Linked DNA regions of Mus musculus: regions 2 and 3 are each linked to region 1. The links are chromatin loops, found by intact Hi-C in ENCODE. Cell type or tissue: gastrocnemius. All regions are shown on one strand.

Evidence for each region. Peaks named below come from ENCODE experiments on the same cell type or tissue, not always from the same donor. Only the 100,000 strongest peaks of a DNase experiment are listed, where the experiment ranks them.
Region 2: it touches region 1 in a loop (2.7-fold over the local background); 11 of 42 quality-filtered maps call a loop at or near these places.
Region 3: it touches region 1 in a loop (8-fold over the local background); 30 of 42 quality-filtered maps call a loop at or near these places.

What each region holds. Positions count from the first base shown.
Region 1 is chr10:68,898,279-68,906,278 of GRCm38, forward strand. No RefSeq gene overlaps it. Among named protein-coding and RNA genes, the nearest start is that of Gm32931, 80 kb to the left of the region's middle. In gastrocnemius, a CTCF peak has its summit at 4,573 (motif pointing right); a DNase peak (open chromatin) is centred at 4,579; H3K27ac peaks cover 654 bases.
Region 2 is chr10:69,109,870-69,117,869 of GRCm38, forward strand. It overlaps Gm40684 (a long non-coding RNA gene), which reads left to right and starts at 2,583. Exons shown (of 4, transcript XR_871807.1): 1 at 2,583-2,777; 2 at 4,397-4,495; 3 at 5,296-5,641; 4 at 7,499-7,574. In gastrocnemius, CTCF peaks have their summits at 4,750 (motif pointing left) and 4,955; no DNase peak of the experiment used is centred here.
Region 3 is chr10:69,308,686-69,316,685 of GRCm38, forward strand. Gm40685 (a long non-coding RNA gene) reads left to right here and starts at 3,382. Exons shown (of 4, transcript XR_871809.2): 1 at 3,382-3,577; 2 at 4,459-4,721; 3 at 5,902-6,054; 4 at 6,617-6,745. In gastrocnemius, a CTCF peak has its summit at 4,726 (motif pointing left); no DNase peak of the experiment used is centred here; H3K27ac peaks cover 2,142 bases.

The DNA of each region.
Region 1 (8,000 bases):
TGAACCCCTTCCCATTCCATGACAAGATGGCGACTGTCTTGATCCTACAGGCTTCTGCACGGAGCCACAGCTGTAGTGATAGGCTGAGTACGGAGGTTGTGGCATGTGGGAGATGCTGTTCTTCTCTGATCTCCCTCTGACCTCAGGCCCTTACATTCCTTTCTCCCTCCCCTCCCCCTTTTTCTGTAATGGTCCCTAAGCCTTGGGAAGAGAGCTTAATTAATATTTTAATAAGGTAAAATGCACATAATATAAAATGGAGCATTCCCAACTTATAATTTACTAGTCCTGTGTATGTCCACAAGGTTATAGACTACTTCCACTATCTCCTCAAAGAACTGTCTCTACCATCACTTATCACAAACGCTGTGCACGCTAAGCAGTCACTACCCATTCCTGCTCCGTGGCCCCTGCTCATCTTTAATTTCTTCCTTAGCTCTATGCCTCTGCTGTGACTAGATAGTCACATAAGGGGGACCACGTGATAGTTATGATTTTAGATCTACCTTTTTCACTTAGCACCTTGCCTTAATGCTTCATCAATGTCCAAGTGTGTTTCAGAATTTAGGTTTTCTTTCATTGTAACCATATGCTGCTGTGGGCAAGTATTGTATTTTGTTTTAAGGAAGGAGTCATTTCAAAATAGCCAAGGAAGGATAGCATTTGATTTTTGCTTGGTCGAATTTTCTGTCTTTCCACTACTCTTCTTGTCCCAAAGAGGGAGGATTTGGGTGGCTCCATTGGTACAGTGTCCATCTTGATAGCACAAAGCCCTGAATTTAATCTTCAGAATCCAACACACACACAAAAATTGACCTAGGCTCAGCATATTGTTACAGTTGTGTAGCTTGCATCTTGTGATACTTGAAACAGTGGAAGCAGAGGGTATCTCTGACTCTTTTGCCTGCTCCAAGGGTCCTTTCCTCTTCTAGCCTCAATACAAAGGAAGGAGACTAGTCTTACTGCAACTTGATATGCCATGGTTGGTTGATATCCCTGGGAGAGCTGCCCCTTTCTGAAGAGAAATGAAGGAATTGAGGGAGCAGAGGAAAGGGGTACTAGGAGGAGAGGAGGAGGTGAAACTGTGTTTGGGATGTAAAAAGAAACAAATATATTTTTTAAAGTTGGGTCTGGTGGTGGTCATATAATCCCAGTTCTGGAAGGTGCAGGGCATCCTTGGAACTGACTGGCTCATAAGCCTTGGTAGTAAGAGACGTTGACTCAAAATAGATAGATAGATAGATAGATAGATAGATAGATAGATAGATAGATAGATGACAGACAGATAGATAGATATGGAGATGGATGGATGGATGAATACATAGATAGATAGATAGATAGATAGATAGATAGATAGATAGATGTAGGTAGGTAGATAGATGATAGATAGATAGGTAGATAGATAGATAGATAGATAGATAGATAGATAGATAGATGACAGATAGATGGATAGATAGGTAGATAGATAGATGATACATACATACATTCATACATATATGGAGATGGATGGATGGTTAGATAGATAGATAGATAGATAGATAGATAGATAGATAGATAGATAGATAGAGAGATAGCAGATAGATAGATAGATAGATAGATAGATAGATAGATAGATAGATAGATAGATGATAGATCAAGAGAAGCTGAGAAGCTATAACAGAGACTGGCCTCTGGTCTCTCTGCACTGGCACACACATGTGTGCATACACTCACACACAAGGTGGAATTGTTTTCCTATTTTCTGTCACACATCAGAAAGAATTAAAGTTCTGTCTCAGAATGTTCTCTTCTGGTAAGGAGAATCACTCCATGGCACTTGGCATGAAGGAAGCCAGCGAAGGTGTACGAATTCTCAGTATTGCTGTGATTGTCTCACACACACACACAACACACACACACACACACACACACACGATTTCACACCAGACACTCTGTATTTCGGTGGCACTGGGGAGGGTTGGTTGCACACTCCCCAATCTTTAACAACTCTGAAGAACACAGTGTTCTATTAGGTCAGCCCCCAAAAGGTCACAGTGATGACATGATTCTTTTGTGTAGCTGTCAGGGTGGACATGGGCATGAGTGGTGGATATGACCTATTGCCTCTGGAGGCTTCCCAGATGAGCCCAGTCTCTTAGCCAAAGAGACATAAAGACTACTGCAGAGGAGTCTTACTTTGAACACTGCTGGAGTACCAGCTAGACACCAGATAGTTACACGCACACAGGGGGTGGGGGGAGTTTAATATTCAGCTTATATACCCACCAAACCTTGTCTTCCCTTGCTTCTTCATCTACTCTTCCCCACTACTGCCCTATACTCTTTTCCTTCTAACCCTCCAAACATGTTTTAAAGGCAAATAAGCAAAAGTTGGGTGGCACATAAGTTGGGTGCACATAAGTTGGGTGGCATGTAGATTGGGTATCACATAAGCATAGCCCATGAACAGAAGGCAGACAGCTGAGAAGAAAGATCTCTTCACTTGCAGGGGACTTGGGTAACACAGGTTTGCCACAATCCAACCAAGCTGCCTGAGTTTTTTTTTTTTTTTTTTTTTTTGTTAAGAGGGAAGAACAGAATCAGAGAAGCAGTTTCGATAATAAGATGACTTTCCCCATCTCAGTCTAATATCTGGGGAATAGAACCCTGTGTTCCAAGGGCAGATGTGATTATGACACACAGTCCACAGTGTTTTTCTTTGTGAGGATTTGGCCTGAAATTGGGGGGCTACTGGGAGGCGAATGAATAAATAGGGTTGAAGACTCCGTGATTCGTTAGAGACAAATAGAAATATGTTTGTGTCTCAGCGTCTCCCACCACCACTATCATTTTATTACCGGCTTAGGGTAGAATATCATTTGGAATTTATCAACAAGCCGTCTCCCAAGCTTTTTCGGACACTGTTTTCAAATTAAGGAACAGAATCCAAGTCTCATGAGCTTGTTTTTCATTAACTTAACAGAGAAACTATACTCTCAGAATGAGAGATTGGAGCCAGGATGTGGGTTCACTGAATTCTCAGAGCAGAGTGCTTTTGGTGTGTGGTGTGCTACAGTTAGTGCGTGGATGGTTGTTCTATGACACTGAAAATATGGCTTGGTCTCATGTAAGCTGACTTTTGGTTTCATTTCCTGGGTGATTCTTGCAGCTTTATAACAATGGATTTCCAAAATATCTAAATGTTCCTTGTCCCCTGCCATGAATAGGTACTGTCAAGTCATCCGGGTTTTTGGATATCTCTAATGTTAAGTATTTCAACGTGGGTACAACTGGATTACAGAGAGCAAAGGGAAACAGGAAGCGCCACAATGGAAGGCTAGAAATAAGAGGTGCTCTTTAGACCATGTGAGATCAGAGGTAAGTGGCTCACTTCTCATGTATTGGGCACTCAGATGGAGCGATTTAGATATGTCATTATCCCTTTTAATCCTCATAAGGCTTGGGAGGCAAATGTCTGAAAAGCTACCACACAAATTAGAAAAGTTGACATCAGCAGAGAAGTCAGGGGGTGTCACTCTCAAGATTTGGATCTAATTTGCCTAATATTACACCTACATGACCCTGTCTCAGATGCATCTCGAACTCCTCTCACTAGATATTGGGGGTTGTGGTCTGTAATATCACAGAGTGACCCCAAGGCTTCTCCAAAGAATGACCCAGCTGTCTTCTGCAAAGGGCTCCACACCAAGTCGATGGCAAGAGCAAGAAAGGACTCTAGGTAGCTGAGACAAACCTAAAACTACCTGTGCAGCCAGAGGTGTGGAAGCTGCTCTGTACAGACATGAGATGTTTGATAAATAACTGTGTTAGGTGGGCAGTCCTCTGTTGACAATACCTCGGAGCCTGAATCATCTAATACTCTCTATTACTTTTGACCTCACTGTGGTCCAAATTACCTGGTAGAGACAATTTGGGGGCAGATGGGTATGTTTGGCTCATGGTTTCTGAGTGTTCTATTCATGGTTGCTTCTCTCCAACCCTGGCCCCAGCTGCTGCTCTGCAGAGCATCAGGGTAGCTGTCACGGGCATGCTGTGGTAAAACGGAAGTGTTTCATCTCATGGTGGACAGAAGGCAGAAAAGAGGGAGGGAGTAACCTGGCAATAAGAAATGTCTTCATATCCGATGATTTCATTCAACCAGGACTCATCTTCCCAGAATCTCCCAAAGCCAGCATTAAGGAGGAAGCATTCAACACAACAAGCATATCCCTCCCTTAGGGAGCATATTCAAATGTTCCATATTCAAATGGTGACATAGCTGGCCAGGATTCAGAAGTTCTCTTTGCCTCTAGGTATCTGCAATAAATATGGGCCCACGTCTTAGGTATCACACAGCTATATGAACCTGTGGTAATTATTATTTACACAACATCTTCATTTTTCTATGCTACACTCCAAAGAGGGCTGGCGCTCACAGATTTTCTGGGCATTTACTAACATGCATCATTCTTAATACAACTGAATTCATACTTGAGATGCACATCATAAAAGCACAAAACCTCCCACGAGTCAAAAACCCAGCACTGGATTGCACTGGAGTTTATTTCTAGAGGAACTAACATGACCACTAGATGGCACCGGAGTCTGGGTTCATCTTTCTGTTTCCAGAACCAGCTCTAACAAGACACCTGTAAAACCATAAATTTCAGAGTCAGTTGTTTGTTTATCTCATGTGGTACAAGGCATTATGATTTTTTGTTTGAGCTCCAGCATTTCCCTTCCAATAAATGAACACAGGGCCAGCTCTGACACTGAAGCCAACTCTTGACAAGTCTATTTTAAGATCCCTTAAAGAACTTCCTGTAAAACATTCAGGTTCCCACAATTGAAAGAATAATTGTAATCTACGTTTTTAAAACCTGCAGCAAGGCATGTGTCTAGAAAAAGCAGCAGTTCAGTTGTTAACTTATCGTGTTCATTTGGATTTCAGCTGCAGCCTGGAAGTCACCCAATAAACATGGGGTTAAGTCTGCTAGTATTGCAAGGCCCAGAAGGACATGAAGATACAATGACACCGTGCATGGATTTGAAAATAAGCAAAGGACTGGGCACGATTGGTTTGTATGCCACGAAGAAAGCCAGTGAGTAATGTGAAGAACATAAATACAAGCATATGTAAGGCCTTGAGAGCTGGCTCAGTGGGTAAGGAACCTGCAGCTCTTCCAGGGGACCTAAGTTTAAATCCCATGCCCCATGTGAAAATCCTGCCATGGTTGTATGTGCACCTATAACCACAGTACCGTAAGGGCCAGAAGCAAGAGGATTGCTCGGGCTTGCTGGGTGCCAGCTCTGCCCCAACTTCAGTGAAAGACCCTATCTCAAAGAGATAATGTGGAAAGTAATAGAGAGGGGTGCTCAGAGGCCTTCCTCCTCTAGCTTACCCTCAGAGGTACCTATAACTGCACATGAATGTGCACCTATAATGTATATACATATACACACATACATACATGCATATGTGCATATCTACATACATATACACATACATACATATACATGCATGCATATGCACATGCATACACAAATGAATGTGTGTGTGTGTGTGTGTGTGTGTGTGTGTGTGTGTGTGTAAATTTAACAAGGTAGTCAAATGGTGATATTTGAGCAGTAACTAGAAAGACAAGATAGAATCAGCTGTTGGAAAGACAGAATGATGGAGGTCAGCTGGGGAAGGTTTAAGAGTCCAGAGATGTAGGTAGGCCACATTATGAAAGGACTTGGCTTTTGTAGTTTGTCTTGGTGTTCGAGCCAATAGGAATTGTTTTTAAAAAATCAACAAGAATCACAGACCCTGGGAGTATAGCTCAGGATAAAGGAACTGCCTAAAATGTGCAAGACCCTGGGTTGTATCCCGAACACTGGAGACCAAATATCAATCTCACTTTTGGTGGATGAGTAGATTTTCTGACACCCAATAACAATAGCAAGGCCGTAATACATGTATAATGAGCACATACGTAGGGCTTGTTCACTGAGAGTCCTTTTCAGTATTACTGCATCGACAGAGTTTCTCTTGGGCTTGAGGCTCTTTCTCAGACTTGAGGGCCATCAGAAGAATCTGAAGCATGGCTAGCTGCCTTCCTTCATCACTTTGACTTCTGATCACTTCCCCTCCTCCACAGTTCTGGCTCAGGAGATTTTAGGTAGAAACCTAGAATCTGCATCTGTCCCACCTTCCAGCTGCTGTTGCTCGCGCTTGGAGAGACGGTACTGAGAGAGCCTGGGTGTAGACCCATACGAATGACAAAACCAAAACCAGCCTGGAAGGTTTGTTTCGCTTGCATTATGACCAAGCTTCTGGACTTCCGAGACTACGTTCTATTACTAAGGGCAAAGATGCTAAAGCCACTCCACTCCTGACCGCGGGGCATGTCCCTCTCTTCCTTCTGAATAGTGTCCGGCTTTTCACAGAGAGCAATTGTGTCCATTTATGTAATAAGCCAGGCTTGGCTTAACAACGAAACAGAGATGCTTTAGGCAGCGATTGAAGGCTACCCATATCTCTACAAGATGTTCAAAGAAAATATCGTCTAAAAATCAACAAAGCAAACCTCCCCTGGGAGCGTCGCTGAGGAATTAATTAGCACATTAGAAGCTTCTAGAAAACATCTCAACTTCCTTCCCATTCTAGGCGTCACCTAAGCCTGTGCCTCCATCGCGGTCCTTGGACAAATGCTGTCAGACACTGGCCTACACCGCATGCTAATCGTTACTGAAGCTTGCTTTTCCCGGGTTCTCTCTACTCTCGACACGGCACCTTACTTTGGATAAGTGCTCAATGTGGTGGGATTCACCACTTCATTCAAGACTCCCCAAACTTCCTCTGGCAAACACTAGAGTAACCTGGGCATTTAATTTCCAAGTTTCCTGGACCTTAACCCTCTCCCTACTGAGCCAAAAATCTTCGAGCGAAGGTGCAGGTGCCTGATAATTTTAGCAAGTCCCCCGGTGATGTCTGCACAGCAGGTTTAGAAAAGACCTTTTAGAAAAGACCTCGACTGATGATCTTTATTTTACTATCCAAGATCAATGTCGCCAGTGTTTCTCTCTAAGATTTCCTTAATTCCCCTAAAGCAGTGTGGGTCTCAGCCTTTCTAAAGCTATGAACCTCTAATACAATTTCTATATTAAATTTTATTTAATATTAATTATATTATAGTTATATGATATTCATATAAAATAATAGAAATATAATATATAATTTTATATAATTAATATTAACATGAATAAAATTTTAAAAATTAAATTTAATGTTATATTATAAATATATACTATATATTATATAACATTATATACTATACATTATATTAATATATACCAAATATGTATTAATATATAATGTGATAATATATTAATATTCTAATATATGATAATATGTATTATATGGTATAAAATAATATAGAAAAATTAATATATACTATAATGTGGTAATATTATATCATACTATAATAAATTTAAATTTTAATATATTAATGTTAATATTTTATTTAATAATACTTGATACAGTTCCTGTGTTATGGCTGGCGATCCCCAACCATAAAATTATTTCATTGCTACTTCACAACTGTCATTTTGCTACCATTATGAATCACAATGTAAATACCCGATATGCAGGATATCTGATACGTGACTCCTGTCTGGGTTGAGACCCACAGGTTGAGAACTACTGCACTAAAGCTCAGCGGCTTCCCTTTGTATCTGTTGCATGTCGTTTTTCTGATATGTTCTGCTGTTTTTCCATCTTTACTCAAAGGACCTTTGTTGAGAGTGCTCATGAAAAGCGAAATTATGGCGTCACTCTGAGTGTATTTTCCTGACGCTAACATGCATTAGAAAAGTAGTAGGTGCTCAATAAATGTGGCTATAACAACTTGAAATTCTTCCATTTTCTGACTTCTAAGAGAAACTGGACGTCACCTCTTCATCAGGGAGCAGCATTCATATGGTTAAGGACATTTGTCCAGTTATAGAATCTGAATATACAGCCTTGGATACGCCCT
Region 2 (8,000 bases), 210 kb after region 1:
AAAATAATAACTAAGGTTTATTGTTCATTTGCCGAAATGACAGTGACCACGAAGTGTCACAAGGCATGTTATGTCACTGATGTTTGCAATGTGACTATGATAGAAAAAACTCACAGAGCTCCATTTTACTGACAGAAAAACCAAGGCTGATTGGACTGGAGAGATGGCTCAGCAATTAGGCAGCACCTGCTGCTCTTCCAGAAGATGGGAGTGAGGTTTCCAACCTGCACTTCAATGGCTCATTACTGCCTGTAACTCTAGTTTCATGACATCCAATGCCCTCTTCTGGCCTCTGCAGGCAACCACATACTATGTACACACACAGACACACACAGACACACACACACACACACACACACACACACACACACACAGACACACACACACACACACACACTACATTCACAAATTTAAAATAAATGAAAGTAAATATATTTTTAGAAAAAAAAATCAAGCCTTTGACAGGTAAAATAACTTCACGCCATTCTCCCAGGGAAAGCTGAGGGTTCTGGGAACGGAGCCCAGATGAACTCATCCCTCGCCACCAGGTCTTGCCTGAGACTGCTGCTGAGCCCACTGCTTTCTGGAAGGCCCGAGTTGTCTGCCTTTGAGCACTTGCTCTTCAGTTTCATTCGCAGATCACTCTGATGTGCTATCTCAACACTCAAAACAGGTAAAGAGACCAAACTGAAATCTCCATTTGAGGAATTCTGTGCTCTCGGGGTTACAATGAATCATTACTATTCGGGAATTAGCAAAAAATGGTAAACCAAATTGGAGCCTAATGTACGGATTACACAGTTATGAGCATTGTATTCTAACTGTGAATTTGCTGATGTCGACTGATTAATCTGGGAGTTAATGAGCTTAGGCACTGAGCACCTTAGCAGCCTTTTCTCTGGGAGATAAGGCTTAAAGTTTAATTTCTTTTTCACAAAGATTAATCAAAGATCTTTCCAGCTGCCAAAAGATAACCGACCTAAAAACCGATTAAAACTAAATTTAAATCTAGCCACAAAGATTTTGATAGTGTCTTATTATATCTCATCTCTTCATGAGTTTATTTTTGTAAAAACGAAAAAGGGCAAATGTATAAAGTATGATATTTTTAATTATTTTCCATTTGTTAAAATCTAATACACAAATCACTCCAAGAATGAAATGCTGTCCCAATGTTTAAAGGTTCTGTGAATCTTCCGAGAAGATGTTCAACATATTATAATGATAGCTTACAAATCAGGAGTATTTATTGTTTTCATTAGGTAAGGCTGAAATTATATGCCCTTAAGAATTAAGATGCTTTTAAATTTGTATCATGAATTACAGAAGTTTAAATATAAATTAATTTCCTTGAATATAGGAGAATTTTACCCAAATAATCTTTAGAGAAAAGCATGCTGACTTAATTAGGGTTACTAATGCTATGGTAAAACACCATGACTAAAGCTAGTTGGGGAGAAACAGCTTTGTTTGGGTTATGCTTCTGTCTCACTGATCATCATCATAGGAAGTCCAGGCAGCAACTAAAGCAGGGCAGGAACCTAGAGGCAGGAGCTGATGCAGAGGCCATGGAGGAATGCTGCTTACTGACTTGCTCCCTGTGGCTTGCTTGGCCACTTTCTTATAAACCCAAGACCTCCAGACCAGGGATGGTGCCACCCACTAGGGCTGGGCCCTCCCCAGTCATTCACTAATTAAGAAAAATGTCCTACAGCTGGATCTTAGGGAGGCATGTTCTCAGTTAAGGTTCCCTCTTTTTTCAGATAGCTCTAGCTTGTGACGAGGTAACATAAAAGTTACCAGGACAAATGGATCATACTGTTCAGTCAACACTAAAAATGTACTAAGGTTGGGCATAGTGAAGACCCAAACACTACCAACTATGGCTTCAAATAGTTCATCTTTTAGGCTGATTTATTTTATGTATTTTAATAACAAAAACAATAAAACGGGTTGGGAGATGGCTCAGTCAATACAGTGGTTACTATGTAAACACAATGACCTGAGTTCAATTCAGAGCACCCACGTTAAAAAAAAAAAAAGGCTTGATGTGGTCCCACACACCTACTGTTGGACCATGTGTTCTGGTCGAGCGAGGCTTACTCGGGAGACCCAGTAGAAAAATCTACAAGGGAACGAACCATAAGCTATGCTCCCAGACACAAGCACCTGACACCACATCAACTTCTCAACTCCATAATCCTGTGACTATCAGTCATGTAGACAATGTCCCAAGCTCCTGGTATTCTGGCTACAGCCAGGGAAGCTCCTCCCCACAGTTACCTGGCAACAGCAAGGTAGCCCAGCCCACTACAAAGGAGGCTGCCTCCGCCCCTCCTCTCTCTCTCGCTCTCTCTCTCTCTCTCTCTCTCTCTCTCTCTCTCTCGCTCTCGCTCTCGCTCTCGCTCTCGCTCTCGCTCTCTCTCTCGCTCTCGCTCTCGCTCTCGCTCTTGCTCTCCCCTTGTCTTTTGCCTCTCACTCTCCTTCTCCCCTTTCATTCCCCCCTCTCTTCATGTGTCATTCCCCGCTCTCTTCATGTGGCCATGGCCGGCTTCTACTTCTCTTCCCTTCTCTCTCCCTCTGCCTTTCTACAATAAATGCCTTCAGACAATGGACCATCTCTGCTCATCGAGATCCGCCATGCTGGAGCAATGGACCAGGCTTCCCTCTAATGAGCAGAGCATCAAACCTCCCGCCTGGAGGCCTTCCTGTGCTCCAGCCACAGCTGCCACCAATCCAAGCTGCCTGCCTGAACTAGCCAGACTCTCATCACTGTGGTAACCTGCTAGAGCTTTCCCCCTACCCTCCCTTCCACCCCAGGGCTAGAATCCATCCAAGGGCCCATTCCCAGCTCTTTGGTGACATACAGCAGTGTGGGATGTCCGAGAGTGAGAACTAGTCGTCCCTTGGCCACTGTAAGGCCCAGGGACCCCCAAACTGGCTCTCCCATGGTACCCAGCGGTCTCTGGTGCTCGAGAGTCAGAGCCAATACTGTGCCTTCCCCACCGGCAGGAGCGGTGTTGTATGGCCTGAGAGGTCCCATGGCAGTCTAGCAGAGCTCTGGTGGGACATGGGTCTTCCACCCCTTTATTTCCTCACGCCCAGCACCCAACAACCAACTACCCTAGGTCTGGGAGGCCGAGAAAGGGGTCTCTGAGCTTACTGGCCAGCCCATTTACCCTAAGTGGTTGAGTTTAAAGTCATTTCAGTTTAAATGAGAAAGACATGCTCAGAAAATATAGTGGAGAATGAATGTCAGCACCTAGCCATTATGGGGGGTTGGGGGGTGGAGGCAAAAGTAACTTCATGTTGCTGTTTCATAAAGTCTAGTCTTAAGAATAGTCAAATATTTCTCAGTCTATTCTCATATATATGAGAATAGACTGGAGATATATATATATATCAATAACTTGCCTTTTCACTTAGAATTCTATTCTAGGCTGTCTGAGGCACACAGACCTGAGATCCCCCATAACCAGTGATGTCCAGTGCCCTTTTATGATATTGGTTGGTCGTGTTTATGTCTTCCTTAGGAAAATGTTAAGGCCTTTGCACCTACTTTTTTTTAAATTAAGTGGTGTTCTCACTTTCTACTGCCTGTGAACTTGTTGGGTTCAGAAATTGTTATTTTGAGGTACCTTTCTTCTACGCCTGATTTGTTAAGAGATTTTAATAAAACGATGTTGAATGCTTTTCCAAATGCTTTTCCGGGCCTCTTGAGTTGCTTGTATGACTTCCTTCTTTATTGTGTTAACACACGATTCATATTTATTCTTTTCATCTCTTGTAACTTCCTGGCATCTCAGAGTTCAGTCCAACTTGATCATAATATGAAATCCCTCTGCTACCCTTTGAATATGAAATTTTCCCTACAAATAATGTTGTTGAACACCAACATGGTTCCCAGCTGGTGACTCAGTTTCTAAAATCTGTGAGATATTTTAGATGTGATACATAGCTCACATCAAAGTGGCAGGTATAAGTCACTTTGTGTAGACCTTAGAGGCTGTATCCATCCTCAAGTTCACCTGAGCCCTCTGCTTCCCCATCTCCCACGACTACAGACAAAGCTACCCTGGCCATCTTACCTTCCCCGTCATGGTGGACTGTACTACCTAAAACTGTAAGCCAAAATAAATCCTTCTTCCCATAAGTTACTTCCATGAGGTATCGTGTTTCACGGACAAGAAACCCAACCATTGTACCTGCAGAAACCCGTTGTACCTGCTACTGTGATGCTGAATTTAATTCGTTAAAATTTTGTTAGAGATTTTGGTGTGTGTATTCATCAAAACAAACTAACAAACAAACAAGCAAACAAAAACTGACCTACAATCTTTTTTTTTTCTTTTTTTTTTTTTTGGTACTATCCTTATCATGATTTGCTATGTGAAAGGGGTTGGCCTCATACAAGACTCAGGAAAATGCAAAGCAAAATCACCATGAGATCTCATCTTTTATTTGCTGAAGTGGCTAAGTATCAAAGACAGAGACAGTAAGTGTTTGATGAAAGAGATTTGAATAATATTGGTAAGAATGTAAATTGATGCATTTACTTTTTTAAGAAAGAAAAAGTATGAAGATTCCTCAAAGAATTAAAAATACAGAGTTTGAGAGATGGCTCCATAGTTAAGAGCACTTGCTGCTCATGTGGAACACCCAGTTCCCAGCATGCACATGGTGGCTCACAATTGTCAGTCACTCCAGTTCCATGGGATCTAGTGCCATCTTCTGGCTTGCTTGGGTAAATATATATATGCATGCTCAGGCTCATACACATAAAGTAAAAATAAAAGTTTTAATTTTAAAAAGTTATCTCCCATATGTTCCAGCAAAACCACATCTAGGTGAGGCCAATGTTGCAAATGGATATTTAACACTCCTCTGCTCCTTGCATTAGTCATGACAGCCAAGATATGGCAATAAACTATGTTCTGTCATCAAATGGATAAGCAAAATGTGGCATGTGTTATGAAATACTACTTACTCATAAAAGACAGGGAAATCCTGTCAGTATCATAAAACAGATTAAACTAGGGGGCATTATAGTAAGCAGTATAAGCCAAACACAGAACAAAAATAGATGGTGCTGTGGTTTTAATATTTAAGGTCTGCCATAGGCTCATTCATCAGGAGTTTAATTACCAGCTATTGGGATCTGAGGAAGCAATTAGATCCTAAAGTCATGGTCTTATCAATAGATTAACCCCTTGATTGATTCATAATATGGTGACCTTCTTAAAAGGTTGCAGAAAGAATGTTGTATTTATTAATATTATCTGTGATTGTATCTAGAATCAACTAAGAGGCCTGCTCTGGCCTATGAGGGTATTTCTTGGGGGGATCAACTGAAGGGAAAAGAACATCTCCCCCAACCCCTGGTGTGTGGCACCTGAAGTAAAGCTGTTGCTTCTGCCTGACTGCCTTCAATGCCTGCTGGTGAGGACAGCTACTCCGAGGCTGCCATCCTTCACTTTAGAACCCAGATTCTTCAGCCTTCCCCCAGAGACTGAAGACCTACTGTTCTCTGGGAATCCCCAGGCCAGAATGACTTGGGTAACCAGTCTCAAGGACCCAGAAGCTAATGAGATCCCAGGCTCTCCAGCAGGACGGTGGCCATTACAGGGCTAACCTGGACTATGTAAGCCACTCTAGTAAATTCGCAGTGTAATTTATATTCATTAAATTACCTTTGTTTTGTCAGGGAACATTGACTAATGAATTTCTAGGGACCGTCATTGGGGCCTATGCCCTCCCACTTCCTGTGTGGTGTCCGCACTGCCTGGATACCATGATAAGTGTGGCTTCTCTCTGCAGTATCCTCATTGTCATGATGGAACCTGTGGGAAAATGAAGTGCTTCCTCCCTCAAGTTGTGTTTCTTAGATAGTTCATCACAAAAGCAGTAAAAATGTCATTAAAAGTAGAATGTGGAGCTGGAGAGATGGCTCAGTGGTTAAGAACACTGACTGTTCTTCTAGAGGACCTGAGTTCAATTCCCAGCAACCACATGATGGCTCACAACTGTCTCAGTTCCTGAAGAATCCAAGACCCTCTTTTGACCTCTGCGAGTACTGCATGCATTTGGTACACAGACATTCGTGGAGACAAAACACACCACAGACAAAATAAAACTAAATAAATCTTAAATTTCATATATATGTAATCAAAAAACAGAACAGTAATTTTCAGGGGATATAGAGTGTAGGAAATGGGGAGACATTGGCTATACACATCTCTCCCAGTTATGAGATTGGTAAATTTGGGTTATCTGCTATTCAATTTGATGGCTATAATAACAATCTACTTTTTTTTTATACCTGAAATTTGTTTTAAAAAGTACATCAGGAAAGTGTATCGATGTGAGGTGATTGGTGTTGATTAACTTCGCTGCAGTAATCATTTCACAGTGTAGATGTCATACTGTGTGCTGAATTATATACAAATCCTGTTTGTTAAGAAAAATAATAATGAACATGTAAGGCCCTGCATTCAATTGCCAACAATGAGCAAAAAAAAAAAAATGTAGTACACACATTATTCATTACCATGGTTTACACCATTAGGGAATGTGTAACAAGTCACTGACCTTAGAAAGAACCATATGCTCCAAGGATTGCAGATAATTAACTTGTTAAAAAAAATTTTTTTTCTTAAAATTAACCATTGGTCATGTTGTGAGCCATTTGGCCATGGTTGAATAGAGCAGAGAAATAATGATGCTTACAACACAGAATTCTATGCATCGGATCCTTCCATTAAAATGAGCATAGCATTCCCATTAGTAGACCTAATAAGAGCATCACCAAAGCAAATAGGTAACTGTAAAGTAAATGTCACTACTCCTGTTTTTATGTCTGATGTGAACTCTAAGAATGCACCATGCAAAGTGATTCTTCTGGACCTTAAAAAAAATAAATACTCAAAAAACAGTAGTTAGGCAGGTTTCATCCTCAACGTGAGTCTGGCCATGTTTGAGATGCAGTCACTACTTAGGGCAATCACTGCAGCACACCATGAAATGACCAAAATTGGCTGCTTCTTTGGAGGCCATTCCCAAGTGGAGATGTTAGAGAAGGAGGTAGGGAGACAACTTTCAGAGGAAAGTAGAAGAACAAAAGATGACATCGTGAAAATGCACATGGCCACAATGTGTCTAGACCCAACGTTTGAGTTATCTTTGAGACTCAAGGATTTCCCAGAGGCCAATAATCCAGATGTAAAGGTTAGCATTTATACATGTGTCAAGTTTCCTTTGAGCTCTGAGATAAATCCTTTGCTCATAAAGCCTTGGTTTCAAGAGAATAATAGATACAGCTAGCCTATATTTGTCTCAGGGTTTTCAGTCCTTCCAAGGCATACATAATATCTCATCTCCTCATGGACTTGGGACTGTGTGGCCTAGCATTGCCCTATGAAATGTAATCGGGATTAATGGACTTCACTTCTCAAAAACGAAGAATGAAAATGTCCCTTACAATTCCCTTCCTCTGTTGCAGCGACCAAGGTGGAGATTTCTTGACTGAGGTTGAAAGACCCCAAAATGAAAAGATCTCAGTCAACCAGTCACTTCAAGGATGCTTACCTCCAAGAGAAGTCTCTCAGATCCATGGGGTCTTTGCATGAGAAAGAAATGAGCTTTTACTGTGATACTGTGTGAGTGTCCATTCCTTTACCATAACTGGATTTATCTCCTTCTAAAACACGGGCTGAGACAATTCATTATTCCCTCAGAGACCCTACGAGTAAATTACCATGAGGCTGCTTTAAAACCACACATGGGTAAAAAGGGAATTAAAATAGTCCAGAATGACACCAAAATTTAGACTATTTTTTCAGTCCTTCAAATTGTTCTACCTTACAGATTTTTCACAAGATAAAAGCAGAAAGGTTAAATGTCTCCCTCAGCCCCAACATACATGCATTCCAGAAAAGATTTAATCATGGAAGTTTTGGGTTCAGATTTGGCTTTAAGGACATGTTATTGTCTAACCACTGTTA
Region 3 (8,000 bases), 410 kb after region 1:
TACATTTTGGAAGGCCGGGATGGAGAGGAAGACAACTTCCAGGACCGGATAGTGAAGATACTGCAGGTTGATCATCCTGACTTTAAATATCAAAGAGTATGGGACTAGAAAACCAACCTTCTTCTGAGCAAGGGTCAGGGAATAAATACGCAGAGGATCCAGTGTTGAGCCTGACTCCAGCTACAGATCTGGTCCTGCAAGCCTTGCTACTTCTGACAAGGCATCCCTCAGCCTAGCCAGAAGGGTTGGTTAGGAGCCATTTCTACACTGACAGTCTATACACATCTTAAGCACAGATGAGGCGCATCGCCCCTAGGCTGAAGACAAAGCTGAACAAGTGGAACCAAACCCTTCCAAGCCTTCTATCTTGTCCAAGATCAATAACGGCTCTTTGAGATTCAGCCATGCAGACAGACACCACGAAAAATCCTCATCTCTTTCCACCATGTCCCATAGCTTTCCAAATGTTACTGGCTGGAAACAGATGGGCCAGCAATGGATGGTCCATTACCCGGAAGTTTCTACTATGCCCCTCCCCGCCCCCATCTCCTAATTCCTCACTTCCCCAAAGCGTGTTCTGAGGAGCAGAAAGCTTGCCTCAAGTCCTGGCTCTCAGGCCTCGAGCAGACCTGCTGAGTCAGTCAGCTGAGGTCTGTGATTTATGTGCTGTTGGGGGTCAGAGAAGTTTGAGCCTAAGCCACTTAGTTTATATATTTGTCTCATGGTTTCCACTCAGTTCCCATTTCAGGTCAGCATGACCGGAGGAGTGAGTATAAATAAATATAGGCTCCTTGCCTTCTCTCTCTCTCTCTCTCTATCTCTCTCTCTCCTTCCCTCCCTCCCTTCCTCCATTCCCCCTCCCTCCTTCCTTTCCCCTTCCCTTCCCCTCCCTGTCCCTCCTTCCTCCCTCCTCCCATCTCTCTATCTCTGGTGAATTGACTCAGTAGACAAGGTGCTTTCTATGTGTGGTGGTTTAAATGACAAATGTCCCCCATAGAACCCTTAGTCTCAACTTGGTAGCACTGTTTGGAGGAAGTTTAAGTGGCACAGCCTCACAGGAGAAATGACTTTATCAGAGGTGGGCTTTGAGCATTTACAGATCTTTGAATCGCCAACCAATGACTGGCCCAAATTGGAGACCCATCTCATGGGCAAGCACCAATCCCTGACACCATTAATGATACTCTGTTATATCTTCAGACAAGGAACCTAGCATAACTGTCCTCAGAGAGGCTTCACCCAGCAGCCAATGGAAACAGATGCTGAGACCCACAGCCAAACGTTAGATGGAGCTCTCCGGAGTCTTATGGAAGAGTTGGGGGAAGGATTGAGGACCTGGAGAAGCCAAGGACTCGGCAGGAAGACCAACAGAGTCAACTAACCTGAACGCTTGAGGGCTCCAAAGAGGAACATGGGCTGCACTTAAACCCCCTGCAACTATGTAGCAGATGTGCAACTTGGTCTTCATGCCGGTCCCCCAACAACTGGAGCAGGGACTGTCCCTGAATCTGTTGCCTGCCTGCCTGTGGATCCTGTCCTCCTAACTGGGCTGCCTGCCTGGCATCAGTGGGAGAGGATGCGCCCAGTCCTGCTTGATATGCTGGGGGGTCAGGGGAGGGAGGTGAGGGTGCCACTCAGAGGGGACTCTCCCCTTCCCAAAGGAGAAGGGGGGAAGGGAAGGGGTGATCCATTTGAGAGGGTACTGGGAGGAGAGGGGGCTGATATATTAGGAATAAATAAATTTAAAAAAATAAAGACCCTTCCCACTTCTAGTTTGCTATCTCTGCTTTGTGCTTGCTGTTTAAGATTCGAGTCCTCAGCTGTGCTGTCCCTGACATTTTGACCCTCTGGAACTATCAGCCCAAATAAATGCTTCTGTAAGTTGACTTGGTAATGTTTTATCAGAACAACAGAAATTAGCATCGCATGCAAATGTGAGGACCAGGATTCACACAAAAGCTGGGCAGGCACAGCAGCCACTTATGTCCCAGAACTCAGGAGGCCCAGACAGGAGATGCCCGTCTAAGACTAGCTCAATTCCAGCTCCCCGGGTTCAACTGAGACGTTGCCTTTAATAAGTAAAGTGGAGATGGAGAAAGACACCCAACATCAATTGTAGACCTGCATGAGCTCCCTCGCATACATTTGAACATATATGCATGCACATACATGCAAAGCCAAAAAAGGGGGGTAGCCCCCCGAGTATATCATCAGCCCCAGACAAAAAAATCTTAACAATAATTGTGTTCTTTCTCAGTGAGAAATCGGTTGCTTGACAGTTTCTTCAACAGTAACGGGACAGGCTACCCAGCCAAGTGGATAGTACAGACTACCCTTACCCCCGAGAGAAGGCGTCTGCCTTAGTAGGACAAAGGGGAACCCCACCCCTTGAGGACAGACACCTTTATAGAGCGTTTGGAGCATGTTTGACCAAAGAAAAAGAAAAAAAAAAAAAAAACTCGAAAAAACATGTGGCAGCCGCTGCTCATAAGGGAAAAGCAGGGCTAACCCAGGTCATCTGGGGACAGGTGGGGTTACTGGTTTCCCAGGAGTTGCTTTTAGCATTGAGCTACAAGAAGGTTCCTTTCTGGCCCCAAGTTCCTGAGGCCAACGTTGTCCCTTAACCTCAGGGTAAAAGAAGACCCTTCCACTGCCTTCTCTCTGTGCCCTGTGAGAACAGGCTTTGAAATGCTATCCTGGTCTGTAACAGCCCCATCAAGTGAGTTCATTTAAAGCATAGAAACAGAAGCAGAAAACGGGTCGGAGAGCAAAGAAAGTCACCAGGATGCCCACTGCTATGTCTAGCCCTATTTCCATCCCACCTTGGTACTAAGCCTCAGATACCTACAAAACCACACTATTGTGGTTTTACACATTGACACGTGTGCCCTAAGATACACACCTTCTCCAAATGGGACTGTCACATGTCTTAGGAATACGGGAGTCTAACGACCTTTTTAAAAAAATGATTTATCTATTTATTTTATGTATCTAAGTACACTGTAGCTGTACTGATGGTTGCTGGGAATGAAGGTCGCTCACTCCGGCCTAAAGATTTATTTATTTCTATATATCTAAGTACACTGTAGCTGTCTTCAGACGGGTGGTCATGAGCCACCACATAGTTGCTGGGATTTGAACTCAGGATCTTCAGAAGAGCAGTCAGTGCTCTTAACTGCTGAGCCATCTCTCCAGCCCTCTCATACATCTTTCTACTGCAATTTATTTAGTCACCTCCCTCCTCGTCCCCCCGCCCCCAAGCAACAATTCCTTTTGTCCCAGGGGTTCTGCTAGGGCCATTCAGTCACGTGGTTGAACACGAGACTTAAACCTTTTATTTACGTACCACGTGCCAGGTTCTGCACCCGGAAGTGAGGAAACAATGAGCAGGCATTGTGGGCTTTCAGAAGGAGGAGGCAGGAAGACGTGGAGAGCGACTGAGGTCGGCCGTGGAGGATGTGCTGGGCAGGCGAAGAGAACAAAGTCTGGCAGAGCAAGTGTTCCTCACTGGGTTCTGGCCGCGCCTGGACATCAAAACGATGGTCACATACACGAGTGTCTCATCCCACCTCTGTCTGTAATGGCCGCGTGCTTCCGTGACATTTTCCGTCACATGTCAACATTTTGCCTTACTTTTGTCTTGTCTTTTGCTTTGGTTTTAGACCGGAAGTTTGTTTGAAATACTCTCACACTGTAGCTCGGGCAGGGCCGGGGCTTACAAGTGGGAGCAACTGGAGGCACCCGCTTGTTTTGTTTTGTTTGAGAGACTGGGTGTGTATGTGTGTGTGTCACTATGTAGCCCAGGCTAGCCTAGAATTCACTCTGTGACACACACTAACGTCAAACTCAGTGTTATCTTCCTCTCCAGCTAGATTATCATAGGAACAGGTTTGATGATCGTCTCCTCGTGCTACCAAACAGTATGGCCCTAGACTATGGTTCAGTCCGAAATGCAGTCTACACCCACTCTAGCTACCACGACTGGAAAGAGAGAGAGGGAAGATAGGAGAGAGGGAGGAAGGAGGAGGAAAGGATGGAGAGAAGGATGGAGAGGAAGGAGCACAACAAGCAAGTGTACTTGTCCGAAGCGGTTCTTTTTCTTTCTTTCTTTCTTTCTTTTTTTTTTTTTTTTTTTTTTTTTTTTCTTTTTTGGTTTTTTCGAGACAGGGTTTCTCTGTGTAGCCCTGGCTGTCCTGGAACTCACTTTGTAGACCAGGCTGGCCTTGAACTCAGAAATCCACCTGCCTCTGCCTCCCAAATGCTGGGATTAAAGGTGTGCTCCACCACGCCTGGCTCCCCTGAAGCGTTTTCATGTCATTAAAACAACACTTTTTTGTAAAGAAACTTGTTTATCTCCAGACAAGAAAATGCCCCACCCCACTTACTAATCAGATTTTTTTTTCAGAAATAAGTTATATCACTGCATTTTTTCTTTTTCATGACCAAAATTGGAAACAGTCTAAACATTTTTATATCGGAAGTTCCCAGTCAATAAATTCTAGCACGCTTCCTAAGAAGGGATACCAGCCGGCAGCCAGGGAGATGGCTTGCTTGGTGGTTAAGACGGCCAGAGTTGAGTCTCCAGTGTCCACATCAGATGATTTACAAGCCAGTATCTCCAGTTCCACGGACTCCCTGCCCTCTTACCACCCACGTTGTGGCTCAGTACTTTCTCTGACTCCAGTTCCGTGGGATCCAGCGTCCTCTTCTGGCCTCTTCAGGTACCATGCAAGTGATGCACAGGTATACAACATCCATACACATAAATAAAAACAAAAACAAAAAACAAAACAAAAAAACAAGCCCAACGTAGTGGCCCATGCCTTTAATCCCAGCACGCAGGAGGCAAAGACAAGCAGATCTCTGTAAGTTCAAGGCCATGCTGGTCTACAGAGTGAGTTCCAGGACAGCCAGGGATACACAGAGAAACCCTGTCTGGAAAAACCAAAAAATGAATGAAAGAATTAATTAATTAACATTTAAAAACCAACAGAAAGAGCAGAAGGCACATTGCAAAATTGTATGGAAACCATGTGCCCAGGAAGAATTTAAAAAGCGTTCCTAGAGTTAATTAGTAGATGCCTTGTCCCCTGCTTGCTAAGGCTTTGTAATGTTACATTACTGTTAGCTCTTAACAGTGTTGTTCAGAGCACAGTGGCAGTCTGCTGCTAGGCTACCAATAGACCACTAAAGAAATATCCACGCATGCGGTCACACCTAAATCCCTGGCGACGAACACACTTTTTAAACATTACGCCCACTCACCTTTAGATGTACAAAGATTACACTAAATTTTCAATAATACAAATTATCTTTCAACTCGAGGGCCATGCTAGACAAATGTAACCGCTTCTGGTGCTCAGCATGATTGATGTTAAGTCATTTTTACAAGATCCATTCTGTCCCTGCCACATCTGGTAATTGAGTTCAGCCACCCCGGAGAAGGCGGTCTCCTCTCCCCCAAGGCTCGTGTGAAATTCCAGTTGCCATTTTAAGCTTCCAATTAGTTCATGACATAAAAATTACGGTTTCCCTTTGAATTTCTTTCCTCTGGCCCAGTTACATGCAAGACACACTCATTCCACACAGTTCCCGATGTCTCAAATCTGGCTAGTTAAAGCTCTGTGCTGTGGAACGGTGCCTGTCCATGGAGGTAACTGTCCCTTCCGTGCCTGTGGAAAAGCTCTGGGAACCCAGCTAGCCAGTAAATGCACTGTCTCGCTCAGACTCGCGGCCCAACATGGCTGGCTTTTGCCCAGGTTTGTAAGTACATTCTGGGAACTGAACTCAGGTACTCCAGCTTGCAAGGTAAGCACTTCACAGGCTGGTCCATCTCACCAGAGCTGGACCTCGTTCTTACCTGACGCATTCATCTCTATTTTTCTTACCTTGTTTCCACAGTGCCCCACCCCCACCCCACCAAACCGGAACCACCACCACCCGCAGTCTCAGAACTTCAAAGAGAACTGTTACAATTTCTCTCCCATCACTGCTTGGGAAGCCAACTGCGGAACAGGAGGCAACAATCTATTTTGCCTAAGTTCTTTTCCTATAGTAAGTAACCAACTCCTCCTTTCAAAGATTCCTGCCTCCGCAGAAATCACTCTCTAGCACTGAGAGCACGGGCAAACACCATCTCCTCTCCCTCCCACCCTGCCTCCCATCCTTCAACAGGTCACCCAGCTGACTAATTTCAGGAATTCTGGGTAGCAGCAAGTGGTGACTCTGGTGTGTGGGTGAGTGTGTGTGTGTGTGTGTGTGTGTGTGTGCGCGCGCGCGCGTGCGTGTGTGCATGTGTGTGTGTGTGTATTTGTATGTGTCTGTGTGTCGAGGTGGGGGGTTTGTGTCTGTGTGTGTGTGCATCTGAGTGTATGTGAATGTCATGTGTATGTCTCTATGTGTGTCCATACATGTGATGGTGGTGATAATCCAGACGAGGAGGCCCCCCCTCCCCCCATAGGCTTGAGTGTATGTGAACACTTGATCCCCAGTTGGCCAATTTGGAGCAGCTTAGGAGTTGTGGCCTTCTTGGAAGGAAGTTTGTCCCTGGAGGCAAACTTTGAGAATTTAAAGACTTACACCATTTCCAGTTGTTTTTTCTGCTTCATGCTTACAGTATGTGTGCTCTCAGCATCTGCTCCAGCTGCTGTGTCTTCTGCTTGCTACACTGTGTCCCTGCCATGATGGTTGTCTCGCTAACTCTCTGGAAACACAGCCCAAATAAACTCTTATGTAAGTTGCCTTTGGTCATGGTGTCTTATTGGGGCAAAAGAAAAGTAACTAAAATGCACACATGTACACATATCATGTCACATTTATTTATTAAATGTGTTTGTTTATATATTTAGAGTGCATAATATTTTTTTCCATTAAAGGGCTTTCTAGCCTCTTGTGGATACTCAACTCCATGGACGTACATATCTCGCCTCTCCTGCATCTTCAACCAAACCACATGTGAACCCTGGGAGATTTTGTACATTTAGTTCATCCCTACCATCTCTCCTATCATGCAGACATCGGATTAGCATATCATTGCACTATGCTATCAATCAAGTGCATCCATCTCTTTAGTGTGCAAGCTTACTCCAGTTTCTCATAAACTGTAAGATTCTATCTCTACCGAAGAACTGCTTCAAAACAAACTTATGATTTATTCTCTCTGAATGTTTGATTTGTGTATATCTCTTATACACAAACCACCATCCGTGGACTGACAGAATGCCTTACCCATCGTCGTGGTATTCCTCACAGTATCGCTTCTGACCAAGAAACTCATTTCCCAGCCAGAGAAGTTTGACAGTGGGCCCACGATCATGGAATCCAGTGATTTTACCATGTTCCCCAGCCAATGCTGTCATTGCTCAATGGACACATGAACAAAGTGGCCATGTTGGCCGAGATGGGGGTTATGCTTGGGCTCAGCAACATGAACTTCCACTCACCAAGGCTGACCTGGCTACAGCTGCAGCTGAATGCCAGATCTGCCAGCCGAAGAAACCAACACTGAGCCTCAGATATGGCACCATTCCTCAAGGTGGCCAGCCAGCAACCTGGTGGCAGGTTAACTACATTGAAAAGGACAATGTTTTGTTCTTACTGGAGTAGATACTTATTCTGGTTATGGGTTTGCCTTTCCTGCTCCTGCCAAAACCACTACATTACCCATTATTCTGTAAAAACAAAATTTTTGAGCCAAAGGGAACCACAAAGGGAAAATGCTTAAACAGCCTGGCTCTCTCTGCAAGGGACAATGCCAAATGCTTTGGACATCTAAGCATCCAGTGATCTCTAGTAACCATGGACTAGAGCGATGATTCTGATGGGAAAAGTCTATGGTAAGAGTTTCACCTGGCCGGGCAGTGGTGGCACACACCTTTAATCCCAGCACTTGGGAGGCAGAGGCAGGTGAATTTCTGAGTTCCTCGAGGCCAGCCTGGTCTACCGAGTGAGTTCCAGGACAGCCAGAGCTATTCAGAGAAACCCTGTCTTGAAAAACCAAG